Regions from separate parts of the Homo sapiens genome. Here region 2 is linked to region 1. Evidence: chromatin loops called from intact Hi-C (ENCODE). Cell type or tissue: IMR-90. All regions are shown on one strand.

The links. Hi-C counts contacts between places; a loop is a spot of excess contacts. Peaks named below come from ENCODE experiments on the same cell type or tissue, not always from the same donor. Only the 100,000 strongest peaks of a DNase experiment are listed, where the experiment ranks them.
Region 2: a loop joins it to region 1, with 19 times the contacts of the local background. A loop is called at or near these places in 2 of 110 quality-filtered maps.

What each region holds. Positions count from the first base shown.
Region 1 is chr12:59,596,608-59,599,107 of GRCh38, forward strand. The region is part of intron 1 of SLC16A7 (solute carrier family 16 member 7); the gene reads left to right. Among named protein-coding and RNA genes, the nearest start is that of SLC16A7, 1.8 kb to the left of the region's middle. RefSeq lists enhancers at 1-30, 81-230. In IMR-90, no CTCF peak of the experiment used is centred here; DNase peaks (open chromatin) are centred at 464 and 1,074; H3K4me3 peaks cover 1,092 bases; H3K27ac peaks cover 1,267 bases.
Region 2 is chr12:60,146,699-60,149,198 of GRCh38, forward strand. No RefSeq gene overlaps it. Among named protein-coding and RNA genes, the nearest start is that of SLC16A7, 550 kb to the left of the region's middle. In IMR-90, no CTCF peak of the experiment used is centred here; DNase peaks (open chromatin) are centred at 1,563 and 2,353; H3K27ac peaks cover 1,103 bases.

The sequences.
Region 1 (2,500 bases):
GCTCACGGGACTCCGAGGGCTGCTTCCAGTGCGGCGTGTCTCTAGTGCGCGCCCCGCCAGCATCCGGCCCCCGAGCCCCCTAGGGTGGCGTGGCTTCATTGCCGCAGAAGGTGGAGGCGGGGGTGGAGTGTGTGGAGAGAACGTCTTCTCTTTGAGCAGATGATCAGGACAGGAAGAGGCTGTGAGGGGAAGACGAAATACCGGGGGATGGGGGGGTTGTCTTTCTTCATTTTTGGTCCCCAGGAAGGATGGCAGGGGTGGAAGCAGATGGAAAACTATATGCGGGCGAGGCCTGAGCCCAGGCAGAAAGGGACCTCTGACTTGGCAAGGGTTCAGGAGGGCCTGAGCCTTCTGGTCTTGCTGGGCCACTGCACCACATTGGGGGCGCCAGGCCCGGTCAGGTGGCGCCACAGGCTGCGAGCCCGCTCACGTGCGAACTGCCTGTTTTCTCAGCGGATGCTGCATCGCGGCGCCCTTCTCCACCCCCTTTTCTCCTCTACTTCCGCGAAAAGGATTGCAGACTGCCTTGGAAAGGGCGGTCGTGCCCAGTGCCACTTTCCCGGTAGGGCTGAGGAGGGACTTCTGTAGTTCCAATTCCAGGGAAATTAAAATTTTACACACACACACACACACACACACACACACACACACACACACACACACGAGACATAGAAGAGGAAACGAGGAGTGGTTTCTCTACAATTGTTTTTTGATTTCCTTTCCTGTATTATTTCGTGTCCTCCTTCCCTCTTGGGTCCCAAAGGAGATGCGGCAGAGGAATAAAATAGCGGACAATGATGAAAGTGATGGGAAAAAGACTGGACCCAGAGGAAAGAGTGACTACTGGATGCCATTTCCTGTCACCCCATGCTTCATGGCTAACCCCAGTCTGAACTCAGAGGGTTGCAAACTTTCCACAGACAGGTTAGCTTGAATGTGTTGTGTTACTGGAACCACAAGCACTAAGTATGCATTTGGTGGAGTGTGGCTGAAAAATGAGAGTTGGGTGGGGACAGCAGAGGGCAAATGAGGGTTGAGCAAAGTGACTAATATTTAGCTCTGGTGAAGCAATCCTAACTCCAGGTTCTACTTCTGACTGAGCAGATTACATTTAAAGCAATCCAAGTGAGGGACTGAATGATCTCAGTGGAAAGGAAAGATTACAACCGTAAGAAACTCAGTGTATTGTGTAACAACTTACAAACTCAGAAACTATTTTTTGCAAATACAACAACAGTTTGCAGTTACATATTACTTTTTTCCCCCCAAGGCATGTTTGAATAATAAGTGATCTGAAATTTTAACATCTGTTTCCCGATGTTCAAATTAGTGTATCCTTCTATAAATGCTCAGTTTATTTCTAGACATTCATTTGCTCTTTGATAATGTCTGGCTTATATTTTTGGCTTTGAGCTCTTTTAAAGGGAAGGAGAGCAACATTACCTAAATAAACCTCCCTTGTCTGGAGTCATATTCCTGGATCACGGATCTGAAATAAAAGGCATCTCCAGAATTTGCTTTTAATTCTGTATTCATCCACCAAACATTTTTGAGACATTCACATGGAAAAAGGGAATTAACTTTAGAACAGATTGGTTCTGCACTTTTGTAAGGTTGAGTAATTGTTTAACAATCTGGGCTTTACCTTTTTCTTGTCTATAAAATGAGATTGGTGGTACCCACTCTGAAGTGATATTGGGAAGAATGAAGTGTGTGGTAAGTACCTAGAATACAGACGGGCTATATTTGAGCCCCTATAATCAGTCTAGACACCCTACCAGGGTTGCCAAGATGAATGAGGCTGTAATTCTGCTTTCAAGAAGTTCTCATATAGTCAGTCATTCAGGTTAATCTTTCTTGTATCCCATTTGCCTTTTAGTCCATTTTTTTTCTCCTCTTGATGGAAGAAACATATATCCAAGTAACTTGAAAGGAACTCCACAGTTGTAAGAAATGTTGGTAAGATCTGCTAAAAGGCAAATTTGAGAAGAATGTCTTTTCTCAGGAACCTGTATTCAGCCCATTTTTTGTCCATTAATAGTGATCCTTAATGAATAAAAACAGGTAATGAAGGATTTTTCTTCATGTTATGAGGGCAGGATGATCCTTCTCTGAAGATTATCTTTGTCAATGAATTGATTTCCATTATTTGAGAGAAGAGTTTGAGTTGCAGTTTCTACTACACCTTGGGCAAACCAATCCACTCACTCCTAAGAGTATAAAGTAACTGTAGTATATAATAACTATAATGACAACTCTGTAATGCTCACCATATTCCAGGCACTGTGCTACTACTGTCTGATAGCATGTAGCAACCATTTGAGGTGGATCTGTCCATATCCATATTTACAGAAAAAAGAATTTATGCCCAGAAAGTTTCATAGCTTATTCAGCTGGTACAGTTAGTAAGTGGTTGAGCTGGGGCAAGCACCGATGCGATCTGTTTGGCTTTAACCACTGTGTCATATAGCTTCTGCCTTGCATGAAGCTAAATAAGAGC
Region 2 (2,500 bases), 550 kb after region 1:
GTAGATGTGGTTTTAGAGAGATACTGTTTTATAATCTTGAAAGAATGATATTTTCACTTGTTTATAAAAATTCTGCAGATTAATCCATTACACCAGACTTGAATGTGTAGACATGGTCTGAGCTTTCCTTTTTGAAAGGTAATTCACTTTGAAGTAAATATCTGTAACAACATTCAAATAAATCTTTTGTATTCAATTAGCAAATTCATAGATAATTATAATATAGAGATGATTCTAACATACGGGTGAGGGAGAGGAAGTAACTGTAGGCCATTTTCTGTCTTTGAAAAACCCATTGCTATTAAACTGTTGTTCTAGTTTCACCACTTCTTTTAGGTATCATTTATATAGTAGCTCTGATTTTGTAAATAGAAGTACAGCTAGTTCCAAGTAAGTATAAGTGGCCTGAAAGGGTGTTCATAAAACACAAGCTGGAAAATTTGACATTTGATATTATTACAATCTCTTCATAGAAAAAAAAATTACCTTTGATTTGTGACCTTCTCTCAGTACCTTAAGAACTTCTTACATAAGAAGATCCTAGGTTTCTGAAGGTGCCATGTACAAGCAGTGCAGGGAATATTTTGGAGCTTACTAGAAATGCAAAATCTCAGGATTCTCCCTGAAACTACTGAATTAAAATAAGCTTTTAAATTAAATCTTAGGAAAATCAAAGGCACACAGAATTTATAAGAACCATGGCCCTAGAATATAGTGCTATCTAGGAAAGATGAAATTTACCCATCAGATTTAGTGCAAAGGATGACCTTGGTTTTACTAAACTATTTTTCTCTCGGCTATTGTACAATATGATCCCAAATCATAATTTTTCTTAAGCAATTAGACATAAAGTTTGAATTTTTTTTGTTACATTTGATTGAGTAACTAATGAAAATATCATTTCTGATTTTACAAAAGAGACATTGCTGCTATTTACTTCAATTGTATGACTAAATAAAAATTATAGTCATGGACTTAAACTGTGAGGGTTCTCTCAGAGATAATATGTCAATAATTCTCCAGATAATTCTAGAAAACTCTCAAGGTGAAGGTTTGCTGAAATTAAGTGACTTCTTAGTGAAAGGTATTGCAGTATTTGCAGCACGTATATTTCAGGTTAGCAAGATGATAAATATATACCCTGTGCTTTAAACAGCACAGTATTAAAATATTCAAGTACAACAAGAATGAATAGAAAAATAAAGAGGAAAAAGATCCCACAATAAATGAGCAGATTTGTGCTATTTTATTTCTTTTGCAAGCTGTGAAAATCCCTGCTGAGAATGCCATAATTTCTTACAGATTGTCATTTCCTTTGGATATTATTACATGCAGTAAGTTAACTGGAGCTAATATAGTTCCAGGAGATGTAGTGAAGACTTAGAAGTACAAAGCCTTTTATCAATGTAAAAAACATCCTGATTAGTAGTAGCTGGTTATCCTCTGAAGCTGTTTCCATGAACAACCCTGCCTACACAGAGCCTGATAGGCAGGACTGCCAGTAAAAACTGTCCAAAGAACTATTGCCAAGATGTCTGCTTCTTCCTGGAAATGCCTCCTGACTCATTGCATGAGTACCTAATACACATGGTGACTACACATGAACAGTGATACAAGAGGAAAAATATGATTTACCAAGCAAAGAATTTAAAAAGGCACCAAGAGGTCACATGTCATACAGATATATGATACATATGGGCTCGTGCATAAGACAAACTCTGCCATTAACCAGCGATGTGTGGTTCTTTGGGCTTCAGTTATCTTATGAGGAGCTTAGAGTGCATCACAGGTTCTCAAGACTGGCTGCCCATTAAATTTACCCAAAGAGCTTTAAAAAAAAATCTACACCTTACTCCAAATAAAGTAAGTCTTAGCCTCTGAAAGTAGAGCCCAAGCACAGAGTTTTATTTATTAAGCTTCCCAGGTGATTCCATGTATAACAAGGTATCAGAAACACTGAACAATAATAATCACTTATGTCTCTTCCACATTTAATCTTCCACGCTTTCTAGGAAACCGTGTCTCCTGCCTTTTTTTACTCTCATCTCTTCTTTACATAAATATATACTATATAGATTGAACATAGTAAAAAGACAGATATTATTATTTTATTCACAAAGTTTTATAAATAAATATGTGATTTTTTCATCTGCACATGACTCTGGCTACAAACCCAGGTAACCCATATCAGGAAAAGCTGTTTCATATGGGAAATGTAATAACTGGGGAGACAAAGTACAGCTAAGATGTTTTAGACAATACTCCCTTCTACTCTTGAATCATAACTGTTACAGTTCAGAATGGAGCAACAAAAGAATTTTTGGTAAATCAACAGGGAAAGTATTTTGCATGACTTGACCCAGGCTCTGACTCATCTATTAGGATTTACTAGAATGTATCATAAACACTATCAGGCATAACATGGGGAATTTTCCTACTATTCCCTAATGAGCAATGAGCATATAGGATTTTGTTGTATTTCTTTTTATTATTATTATTA